Linked DNA regions of Homo sapiens: region 1 is linked to region 2. Evidence: chromatin contacts called from ENCODE Hi-C or POLR2A ChIA-PET data. All regions are on one chromosome and are shown on one strand. Each heading gives the region's core, a stretch centred on a gene start or an enhancer-like site at or near the end of the contact. The rest is flanking DNA. Distances are from core to core; before and after follow the strand shown.

Region 1 (5,864 bases), core at 1,346-3,845, 160 kb before region 2:
TCAAGGAGGGGGTCCAGGCTGAAATTCAGAGTAGGGGGACTCGGCTGATTCCTGGGTCAGGGTCCAGGCAAGGGCAGGGGAATGTAGTAAGCTGGGACCCCGCCCAACTGGGACCCCAGGAGCCTCTGAGCCTCAGCAGCCACCCCCTCCACCTACACCGGGTGTCTTAGGCTGAGCTCCCAGCCTCCTCCTAGGGACATCCAGAGGACAGAGGTGGGAGACGGTAGGGGACAAGAACTGGGGGTGGGGGGCAGCCCTCCACATCTTCACCACCACCTCTGCCAATCTTGCCAGCTCTAGAGCCCCCACGCAGGGTGCAGTGGCTGCGGTATGCACTCCCAGGAGGGAACAGGGGCTGCGGGGTACACTTTCCATAGAACTCAGTGCCTACTGTATGCGCTCCCTGCAGGAGACAGCGCCTTATGTATACCTTCCTTGCAGGATGCAGCACCTGCTGTATACCTTCCTTGCAGGATGCAGCACCTGCTGTATATACTCTCTACAGGATGCAGTGACTGCTGTATGCACTCCTCTGAAGGTGCCATATCTACTGTATACACTCCTTTGCAGGGCAGAGTCTACTCTATGCATTTCTACAAGATGCAGCACCTGCTGTATACCCTTCCTGCAGAGCATAATGCCTGCTGTGTGTGCTCCCTGTGGGCGCTGTGCTTTCTGTATACCTTCCCTGCGGGGCACAGGGCCTGCTGTCTGCACTCCCAGTGGAGCTCTGTGGACTGGACATCTGGGAATGGGGCACATCTGAGGAGGATACAATTGTCCTAATGACACATTGACACATGTCCTGAGCTGACTTCTTTCTTTCTTTCTTTCCTTTTTTTTTTTTTTTTTTTTTTTTGAGACGGAGTCTCGCCTGTCTCCCAGGCTGGAGTGCAGTGGCGTGATCTCGGCTCACTGCCACCTCTGCCTCCCGGGTTTAAGCGATTCTCGTGCCTCAGTCTTCCGAGTAGCTGGGATTACAGGCACTCACCGCCATGCCTGGCTAAGTTTTATATTTTTAGTAGATACTGGGTTTCACCATGTTGTCCAAGCTGGCTTCAAACTCCTGACCTCAGGTGATCCGCCTGCCTCGGCCTCCCACAGTGCTGGGATTCCAGGCATGAGGCGCCGCGCCCGGCCTGCCCTTCTCTCTTGACCCCTTCAGTGAGGGCCTTCTTGACATCCCCGCAACCACCACCCCCCAACCTGGGGCCATCAGTGGTGGGCCTGGGCTATTTTCTCCAATAGTCCAGGTCAGAAGGTGGGGGGTCATACATTCCAGGGGGCTGCCTTACCCGCTGGCCTGGGACTGGCTGGGTTGTTCACAGCTGTGCACACAGTAGGTGCTCAATAAATGGCATATGGGTGGCTCTGCTGACATGCTACAGGCTGGAGGGCAGACTGAGTTGGACCAGCAACACCCTGTATGTCCCCAGCAAACCTCTCTCCCTGTGGTCAGCGCTGTGGGACAGCAGGGTGGGCTTCCTGGAGGAGGGGGTGCTCAGACCGAGCCTGGGTGGAGCCCAGGGAGCAGGACAGTCCCTCCACCCCCTCCTTTAGTGCCCCAGTCCCTCAGCCCGCCCGCCAGGGGGCGCCGTGGGGCGACACCAGAAACTGGTGGAGCCCAGAACCCAGGGCCTGGTCTCATCCCTGCGTGGGTGGGCACGGGGCGGCTCACAGACGCCCGGCGGGAAAGGGTGGGGTGGGGGGAGTCCCGGGGTGCCCCCTCGCGTTGCCGGTCCGCGCAGAGCCGGATTCCAGATGGAAGGTTCGCGGTGGAGATCCCTGCCGGGCCCACTGCTGGGATGGGGAAACTGAGGCCGGAGAGGGTGTGGCCGCGGCTGTGAGGGAGAGGGACCGCCTGGACCCGGGTCTGGCTCTGAAGCCCCGCTGGCAGCCCCGGGGCCCGGCAGGGAGGGCGGGAGGCGGGGTGGGGCGCGTCCCCTGGTGACAGCAGCGCCCGGGAATGCGCCAGCTGGGAGGGTCTCTCCGCCCCCCGCGCGCGGCCCACGGGGCCGAGCCTCTCCCCAGTGCGCTGGGGCCCTGCGCTGGGGGTGACCGGGACCTGGGTCGGGGAACCCCCGGATGGGAGCCCAGGCGCGCCAGGGTCCCCATCCACGAGCAGGTCGACCCCCCGCGAGAGGGGTGAGGGGCAGGACCAGGGGAGGGGGCTGTGACCGGGGATGGGGACGCCGGTGGGACGCAATCCGGGCGTCGGCGGGGTAGGGGCAGCGCCCGGGACTCCCAGACCCAGGGCGGGGTGACCTCGGTTCGCGCACATTCCCGGGCCCTGAGCGCGGCGCCCGGAATAGCAGCCCCGGGGCAGAGGAGGGCGGTCAGTCCCCGCGCCGCGCCCCCGCCCGAGCCTGCCAAGGTCACCCGGACCCGGGCGCCCGACACCAGCCTGCGGCTCCGGGACCCCTGCGCTCGCGTCCGCCGGGCAGTCCCCTGCCGCAGATCCGCGCCCGCCGCGCGAGGGCGCCCGGGGCCGCCGCCCCTCCTGACCCGGGCCTGGGCGCGCCTGCGGAGGCCGCGGTGGGAGGGACCGTCCCAGGCTCCCCACCCCGCCCAGCACCTTGGGCCCCGCCGCTTCCGCTCGCCCTGGGGCCGCTCAGGGAGCCGGGACGCGCTGCCTGGGCTCCGCGCAGCCGGTAAGTCCATCTGCCTATCCTCCCACTTTCTCCGGGGGAAACTGAGGCCCAGAGGTGCGGCTTGCCTTGAGATCCCTCCGCCAGTCCGGGCTGCAGCCCACACGGGGAGGGGAGAGCCTTGATTCTGGGCAGGGCCCATTGAGGAGGGGGTAGGGTGGTCCTTGTAGCCCCCCACTTTTCACCACCTAGACCCCCACTCCTCAAACCAGGCTTAGAGTCCGGTGGGGGTGGTCAGAAGGTCAAGCCCCCTCCCCCTGTTTTTTTTGGTTGGTTGGTTGTTTTTGAGACTGAGTCTCACTATGTCGCCCAGGCTGGAGTGCATTGGCCCCATCTCGGCTCACTGCAACCTCCGCCTCCTGGGTTCAAGCGATTCTCCTGCCTTAGCCTCCCAAGTAGCTGGGATTACAGGTGTGCACCACCACACCGGGCTAATTTTTGTGTTTTAGTACAGATGGGGTTTTACCATGTTGGTCAGGCTGGTCCCAAACTTCTGACCTCAGGTGATCCGCCTGTCTTGGCCTCCCAAAGTGCTGGGATTACAGGCGTGAGCCACCGCACCTGGCCCCCCTCCCCTTGTTTTAAGTTTCTGGTGCAGACTTCTTCCTGCTTCCTGGGCCAGCCCAGGCTCTAGGCTCAGAGAGGGGCACGGATGCAGCAGACCACACAGCTGTCTCAGTACCTAGAGATACCCAGGACCCTAGACCCTTGGTGCCTCAGAAGTCCAAATGCTGGAGCCAGGGAAACAGGGTCCAGGTGGGACCCAGCCTCTTCCCCAGCTGGTGCCCGGGCCGGGGCTCACCCACCTGCCTTCAGGCTCTGCTGGCAGCAGGACGCCCTGGCTCACTTGGCGGCTGCTTCCCTTCCCCCCTCTTTCCCCCTGCAGGCTGGGGTCATGAGGAGGGTGTGGATGGCAAGTGACTTCATCCCTGCCCTGACAGGATGGAGAAACTAAGGCCCAGAGAGGCAGTCAGCCTCCTCCCCTTCCCTGCTCCAGCCTCAGCAGTGGCCCCTTCCCTCCACGGGCTGCCCCGGAGCTCAGTCCCACCCCCTCCGCCGATGAGGCCATGAGGCACCGAACGGACCTGGGCCAGGTCACCCCCTCCCTGTCCCATCCCCAATCCGGGGGACTCCCTGCTGTCTGGGAGCTGAGGGAGCCCTGGGGCCGGGGTGCAGCTGAGGGCCTCTTCTAGGGACCCAACTCCTGATCCAGCCCCTGCCGGCCGCACCTTCCGCAGGGTGTCACAGAATCATGGACTGAGTCCACTTGGCCCCCACTGCACAGATGGGGAAACTGAGGCCTGGGAGAGTGGAGTGGCTGGCCTCAGGCCACACGGAAAGGTAGAAGCAGTGATGGTGGGGAGGGCGGGGAGGGGGCCCCAGCCCTAGGAGGCACCTGTGTACTATTTTTGAATGATCCCTCCAATCATCAAGCATCGATTAAGCACCTACTGTCTGCATTATAGCACAATACACATATCAATAATATTGTAGGCTGGGTGCAGTGGCTCATGCCTATAATCCTAGCACTTTGGGAGGCCAAAGCAGGTGGATCACTTCAGGTCAGAAGGTTGAGACCAACCTGGCCAAGATGGTGAAACCCTGTCTCCACTAAAACGGCAAAAATTAGTCCGGCGTGGTGGCAGGCACCTGTAATCCTAGCTTCTCGGGATGCTGAGGCAGGAGAATTACTTGAACCGGGGAGGGTTGCAGTGAGCCGAGATCGCACCCCTGCACTCCAGCCTGGGCGACAGAGCGAGACTCCGTCTCAAAAACAAACTAACTAACAACAATAATAATTGCAGATGACATTCTGAGTTCTTCCTCTCCATACCGGGCTCCACGTCTCCTGTCTTCTTTACCTGATCCACAGGACCCCTCAACTTTCCTGTAAGGGAGGCTCTATTACCCCGTTTTTCAGAGACGAGAGGTAGGGCTCAGAGAGGTTTAGTTACTTTCCAAGATCACACAGCCAGTCAGGGCAGAGCCGGGACACAACCCTGTGTCTCTGGCGGTGGCTCTATGGACTCGGCCCCTCTGTTCCCCAGGCCCCACCTCTTCCAGAACCTCCTGCTCTTCCTGTGGGCCCTGCTGAACTGTGGTTTGGGGGTCAGTGCTCAGGTAAGGGGGGGCATGAGCCCAGGGGGTGGCGAGTGGGAATGGGGACCCAGTCAGCAGTGTGGGGTCACCAGCGTCCCCCTACAAGGCTGACCGTGCCTCTGTCTCCCCAAGTAGGGTCCGGGCGAGTGGACCCCGTGGGTGTCCTGGACCCGCTGCTCCAGCTCCTGCGGGCGTGGCGTCTCTGTGCGCAGCCGGCGCTGCCTCCGGTGAGCGGGGCCCGGAGGGGGTCCCTGCCCCTCCTCCCCCGCCGGCCCAGCCCGGCCCCTGGCCGCACCCTCGGCCTGCCCACACATGCTGTGCCCTTTAATCCCCCTGATCCCGCTGGAATGCGGGTGGGGTTGGCGGGGGCGGAGGGTGGAAGGCCAGCCCTGGGAGGGGGTCCCTGGGGGTTCTCGCCACACTCTGTCTCCCTTCAGGCTTCCTGGGGAAGAACCGTGCTGGGGAGACTCCCATGAGTACCGCCTCTGCCAGTTGCCAGTAAGCCCTGCCCACCTCCCAGACCACTCTCCCACCCCAGACTGCCTGAAGCCCACCACCTGCCCCTTGGGGTTGTCCCAGCCTCTGGCTCACCTATCTCTGTCCCTAGGACTGCCCCCCAGGGGCTGTGCCCTTCCGAGACCTACAGTGTGCCCTGTACAATGGCCGCCCTGTCCTGGGCACCCAGAAGACCTACCAGTGGGTGCCCTTCCATGGGGGTGAGTAGTCTGGTCTCCTGTGGTCAGAATTGGTCCAGAGCGAACAACTCATTAGTCTCAGGGAGAGGGTCTTGGAGGGTTGCAAAGAGAAGAGGGTATTAGTGCTAGGGCTTTGAAGGATATGTAGGAGTTAGTGAAACAGAAACAGCATATGTTAGGCGTGAAACAGGGGCAGAGGGAAGCAGGGTTCATTCTGCACAGGGCTGAACACCCAACTAAGGATTGACTTAGAGCTGTATCCAGAGGCCAACACTTCTCAAACTTATCCCAGTAGCAGGAAATGTTGCTGCATTGAGCTGAAAATAGCGAGTTATATAACTACGTGCCCGGGTCAGTGCGCCTCCAGATTTCAGGGAGACAGGCAGCTTCACACGCCATGGGGAAGGCAGACACAGATATA
Region 2 (6,065 bases), core at 1,377-3,876:
AGTTATTTGCCTTTTGAACGTTAAACGCTGGTTTAGAGTGACAGGCTCAAAAACCAAATATTTCAAAATTGATGGGCCTGTCACAGACGTTTCTGAAAAAAGACACACAGATCTCTGGGAAGGAAACATCCCTATTTTCCTGGCATGGCACTGATTAAGAAACAGTCAAAAAAAAAAAAAAAAAAGGAAATATCCCTATTTTAACCACAAATAGGGTCTACCCTGAGTATAATTTACATGTATTCAGTGTTTGTACCAATCTCTCCATAGATCTCACAGAATGCCTCGTTTGGATCTTCAGCTTCCAAACTGACATAAAATCAAACTAGTTGCTTTCTCATGAGGTTATTATGAGCATTAATGAATTACACAAATGGTGAATAAGCCCATTAAGAGTGGGCTGGGCTTCAACTGTTTTGGGGGAGTAGGGGATTGAAGTATCAGAAATCTACACGGGAAAAAACAGTATTAAAACAACACAACACTTAACTTTTCCTCTAGAGAGAGGATTTGCACAGCTAGAAAATATTCCTTTCTTCTCTTATTTTTTGTTGAAGTCGCGGTTCGGGCCAAAACCTACATTTAAAACAAAAGAAAATCCTTGTTATTACAACAGCTGACAGTGAGAAACAGTGGCAAACTTTAGCACAAATGCAGCAGGTAATCCTGAAGGCCTATAACCATGGGATTTCAGATATTTGGTCCAATCCCCATTGTTTCACAGATGGGGAAACTGAGGCATGAGAGGCCAGTGGCAGACAAAGACAAGGACCTGGGCTTTTGCATTGCAGCTGAGCACTGTCTACTGAATTGCTGGAAAGCATTCCCTGAACACGACCATAATTTACTATCACAGGGCTGCTTGCCAGATCTTTCCTTGAGTTACAGCCTTACATGCCTTTTTACAGCTGATTCTTTTTTTTTTTTTAGTGTGAAAAAAAAAAGACATTTCTGGAAGTGTAACCTTGGAAGCACTAGACCAAAACCCCATTAAATGGGGAACGAGAATCAGTGCCAACCGTGTTCTGGCTCAATTATTTCACTGAAGCAAATCCTAGGTATCTCCTGATCAAGATTTTACTTGTCACCCGAAAGTCATTTCTAAGTCCTGAAGTTACAGAATAATGGCTGTCACCTTCGCAGGCCATAATCGCTTTTCCCATCGGCAGAGGACATACTTGGCATCCGCCATCATTTACACTCATGTGGCAAGTGGCAATGATTTGGCACAACGTACTCCCAGGTCTCACGCCAATGTGTCCTGGAACGAAATTTGCACGGTGGTTTATACAACTGTTTGCTGGCGATGTTAACGCAGACACAGCCCTCAGGGGCAAAGGTTAGCTCGACTTAGCCTCAAGTAGATGGTTTAATTCCACAATCTTGCATTGAGATGCTCAATGCCAAAAAGCAGACTGACAAACAGAAACGACGGGGCTCGGTATCCAGGGAGGCGCCTGCATTTTTTCATAAATAAAATACAGCACAGTCCCTCCCAAAGGTTCTATCTAGATCAGTTTTAAAAGGCTCCTGAATAAATCATCTCCGTGCGGAAGACCTGCCTCCGACCTCGGCAGGAGAGGCATTTTACACAATCAAAGCTCACAACCCTCCCCAATTTGGGGAGTTAACAGTTGACCACAGCACACACACAAAAATAAGAGCGGAAAAACGACTGCTCTTTTGGCTGCCATGTCCCTGAAAGAACGGGGACAGCTGCAGACCGTTCACAGCATCAATGGGAAGGACTGGCTTGGCTGTTGACAGAAATGAAAAGGAGGTTTGGGGGTGGGGGTGGAATTTAGCAACAACGGAGGGGGGCGTCCCCGCAGCAGGGAAGAGGAGGTTCCCAGCAGAGGTAGGGGTGGCGTTTCCAGCAAGAGAGGGGATCACAGCAGCAGCAGAAGTAGGGGTCCAGGCAGCAGGGACAAGATTTCATGGCGGAGGAAGGGTTGCGGCTTGCAGGAACGGGGGATTCAGGCAACAGAGAAGGGGGTCACAGCAGAAGCGGGGGGGCTCAGGGAGCAAGAACGAGGGCTCACGGAGGAGGTGGAGCGGAGGGTCCAGGTGGCAGGGATGGGGGATTTCACGGTTGGGGGTGGGGAATCCAGGGAAGCAGATGGGGGTCCAGGCAAGAGATGGGGTTCACGGCAGACGTGAGGGGGATCCAGGGAAGGAGATAGGGGTCCAGGCAGCAAGGATGGGGGAGCGGGTCCAAGCAAGAGATGGGGTCCGGGCGGCAGGGACGGGAAAAGGAGTCCAGGCAAAGTGAGGGGCCCACGGCGCCAGGGGCGGAAAAGGGGGTCCGGGCAGAGTGGGGGACCCACGGCGGTAGGGACCGGGCGCTCCCGGAGGAGTCTCTAGGCCGGGGCCCCCCCTCCCCCCAGGCCCGGCCTCCTCGCCTCAGCCCCGCCCGGCGGAACCGAGGGGACGCATCCCGCGGGCTCACCGGGCCCCCGGCTTTCCCCAGCGCGGCGCCCCAAGCCCGGGCAAGGAGGCCGCAGCGGCCGCAACAGCGGAGGACCCGCCCGCCAACCGCTGCCGTCCGCGCCGCCCGCGCTCACCGCCTCCGCCACCGCCGCCGCCGCCGCCGCCGCCGCTCCCCGCGGGGCCGGGGGCGGGGCTTGCCTCGCGGCGGCGCCAAGCTCCGCCCCCTTCCGCCCGCTGCCCAATGGGACGCGCGCGCTCCCAAGGAGCGCCGGCCTCGCCCTCTCCGGCGTCCACGGCCGCGCGCCGGCCCCGCCCCTTCCGCCGCGCGTCTACCCCTTTTTCCCGGGAGTGCTGCCTGAGGAGACCGGTTGGCGGGGCATGTGTGGCCGCTCCCGGGCGCCGCCCTCCCGCGCTCCCGGCCCTTTGTCCTGCAGTCAGACCCCGGACACCGCCCTCGCGGGTCTCGGTGGGAAAACAGGCTCCCCCGCCCGCGGCGATCCCTGAGAGAACCTTCCAGAACTTTCGAGAATCTTCCAGGTCCTACGGCACCTCCCAGCCCGGGAGCTGCGCGCCACGGACCCAATTCCAGCAGATCCCAACCGATCCCAAAGCCAGGCATCCCCGCAAAGGCGTCATAAGCTTCTGAACTAGAGCAGGACCCACCTTGGGAGGGTCCCAAGACCCCGGGGGGCACCGGAAACAGCCGCGGGTGGCGGGAGCCCCGGAGCGGTCGCTCCATCAGTGTCAGGCCTTTCCCTGAGCGGTTTTTGATTTTTTTTCAGACGGAGTCTCGCTCTGTCACCCAGGCTGGAGTGCAGTGGCGCGAGCTCAGCTCACTGCAGCCTCCTCCTGCTGGGATTACAGGTGCGCGCCACCCCACCCGGCTAATTTTTGTATTTTTAGTAGAGAATACTAAATGTTGATCAGGCTGCTCTCAAGCTCCTGACCTCAGGTGATCGGCCTGCCTCGGCCTCCCAAAGTATTGGGATTACAGGCCTGAGCCACCTCGCCAGCCCCCACAGTTCTTTAAAAGCAAAGGAGGCCGAATTGGCAGATCCTTTAAGCCCAAGGATTGGAGACCAGCCTGGGCAACATGGCGAGACCCCATCTCTATAAAAAAGATACAGGCTCACTCCTGTAATCCCAGCAGGAGGCCGAGGCGGGCAGATCACATGAGGTCAGGAGATCGAGACCAGCATTGCCAACATGGTGAAACCCCGTCTTTACTACAAATAGAAAAATTAGCCGGGCGTGGTGGCGATGCCTGTAATCCCAACTATTCAGGAGGCTGAGGCAGGAGAATCGCTTGAACCCGGGAGGCGGAACTTGCAGTAAGGGGAGATCGCGCCACTGCACTCCAGCCTGGGCAACAGAGTGGGACTTCGTCTCAAAAAAGGAAAAAATTAAAAGACTTACAGCAGCATTCGTCACGCACTGGCCCCGACTCTTCAAGGGGAAGGGGCGACAGCAAAGCCGGCTCTAACTTCTTTTTCCTTCTCACATTTGCGGGAATAGAAGGTTTGTGTCTTCGGTCGATCCCAGCAACCTCAGCGACTGATTTTTTTTCCTTTATCAAGTTGAGAATGTTCACCTTTCACTTGTTTTTTATTTTTATTTACATTTTTGAGTCGAAGTTTGGCTCTGTGGCCCAGGCTGGAGTGCAGCGGCCCAGTCATAGCTCACTGCAGCCTCAACCTCCCAGGCTCAAATGATCCTTCCACCTTAGCCTCCGGAGTAGCTGGGACCACAGTGCGCACCACCATGGCTGGCTAAGATTTTTATTTTTTGTAGAGAGAGGGTCTTGCTATGCTGGCCAGGCTGGTTTCGACCTTTTGGGCTCAAGTGATCCTCCCACCTCGGCTCCCCAAAGTGCTGGGATCACAGGTAGGATCCACCTTGCTCAGCCGTCTCAGTTTGTCTATAAAATGGGGGTGGTGGTCTGTGGGTGGTTGGCAAGAACTATGTCTCTGATATCCTCTCACGTTAAATCTGAGCTGGCGGTGGCTCAGGCCTGTAATCCCAGCACTTTGGGAGGTCAAGGCAGACATATCGCCTGAGGTCAGGAGTTCGAGACCAGCCTGGCCAATATAGAGAAACCCCCATCGCTACTAAAAATACAAAAATTGGCTGAGCGTGGTAGTGTGCACCTGTAATCCCAGCTATTTGGGAGGCTGAGGCAAGAAAATCTCTTGAACCCAGGAGGCGGAGGTTGCAGTGAGCTGAGATCGCGTCAGTGTACTCCAATGTGGGTGACAGAGCAAGACTGACTCTGTCTCAAAAAGAAAAAAGAAAAAATCCTGGGCTGGCGTGTGACCTGCTTCAGCCCAGGGAATACAGCAGAAGGGGTGCTGTGCCAGATCCAAGCCTCTGCCTCAGGAGGAGTGGGGCCCAGTGCGGTGGCTCCCGCCTGTGCTTTGGGAGGTGCTTTGGGAGGCTGAGATGGGAGGATCACATGAGCCCAGGAGTTGGAGACAGGCCTGGGCAACATAGTGAGACCCTGCCTGTACAAAAACAAAAAAGAATTAGCCAGGCATGGTGATGCACACCTGTAGTCCCAGCTACCCAGGAGGCTGAGGCAGGAGGATTGCGTGAGTCTGGGAGGTCGAGGCTGCAGTGAACCGTGATTGCACCACTGCACTCCACATGACAAAGCAAGACCCTGTCTCAAAAACAAAACAAAACAAAACACAGCGTGGCAACAGCTCACGCCTGTAATCCCAACACTTTGGGAGGCCAAGATGGGAGGATTCCTTGAGCCCAGGAGTTCAAAGCTCCTATGAGCTCAAATGAGGTATATTTTTTTAATTTGTTTTAGAGACAGAGTCTTGCTCTTGTTGCCCAGGCTGGAGTGCACTGGTGCAATCTCGGCTCGCTGCAACCTATACCTCCCAGGTTCAAGCCATTCTCCTGCCTCAGCCTCCCCAGTAGCTGGGATTACAGGCACACGCCACCACACCCGCCTACTTTTTGTATTTTTAGTAGAGACGGTTTCACCATGTTGGCCAGGCTGGTCTCGAACTCCTGACCTCATAATCCACCCACCTCGACCTCCCAAAAACGCTAGGATGACAGGCGTGAGCCACCGTGCCTGGCCTCTGGCTCTGGTATTAAATAAATTAATGCTTTTAAAGTACTTGTGCCAGTGGTGAAATGTTAGGTCTTATTTTATTAAATGTCTTCTCCATTCGTCTGTGAGTTCCCTGAGTCCTGTTTTCTTCACCATTGTAAGCCCAGTCCGTGTCACCGAGCGCTCACTCAAATTTTGTTTAAAGAATGAATTTCTCTCCTAAACCATAGAGATTCACAGTTGCAATAAAGCGGCTGCTTCTAAGGCAGCACAAAGGCCTGGCAGGTCGATGCAAGAACGTCCTTTCACAGGCTTCTTCCGGCTCCACGTCAGTTATGGCTTTAATTAAAACGTTTCCCCTTCTGCGGGAAATGTATCATACACAATTCCCTCTGCTACTCAAGGCGTTGTAAGACAACGGTCGCTATCGTATTTTTATTAACCAGACCGCTATTGTGAGACATTTCAGCGATTCCTGATTTTTCCATGATTTAAATAAGGCCGCAGAAAGCAACTCTCCTATGTAAATCTTGGTGCACCTCTGATTATATCCTTATGATAAATCCCT

Evidence for each region. Hi-C counts contacts between places; a loop is a spot of excess contacts on that map. ChIA-PET counts read pairs that join two places held with the same protein, here RNA polymerase II (POLR2A). Pooled maps may share reads with other maps.
Region 1: a pooled map shows a loop between it and region 2 (2.4-fold over the local background). The contact joins the promoter of ADAMTSL5 here to the promoter of PWWP3A in region 2. A Hi-C loop is called at or near these places in 6 of 50 pooled maps. POLR2A ChIA-PET finds 5 or more read pairs at or near these places in 2 of 52 experiments (H1 and K562).

Annotation. Positions count from the first base shown.
Region 1 is chr19:1,509,750-1,515,613 of GRCh38, reverse strand. It overlaps ADAMTSL5 (ADAMTS like 5), which reads left to right and starts at 2,595. Exons shown (of 12, transcript NM_213604.3): 1 at 2,595-2,651; 2 at 4,454-4,769; 3 at 4,884-4,975; 4 at 5,186-5,246; 5 at 5,356-5,464. The coding sequence starts at 4,671. RefSeq lists silencers at 1,482-1,561, 2,401-2,770.
Region 2 is chr19:1,351,520-1,357,584 of GRCh38, reverse strand. PWWP3A (PWWP domain containing 3A, DNA repair factor) reads right to left here and starts at 2,626. Exons shown (of 14, transcript NM_001369789.1): 1 at 2,450-2,626; 2 at 1,136-1,261; 3 at 491-576. The coding sequence starts at 1,192. RefSeq lists silencers at 2,418-2,487, 2,548-2,837, 2,722-2,882, 2,868-2,967 and an enhancer at 1,940-2,825.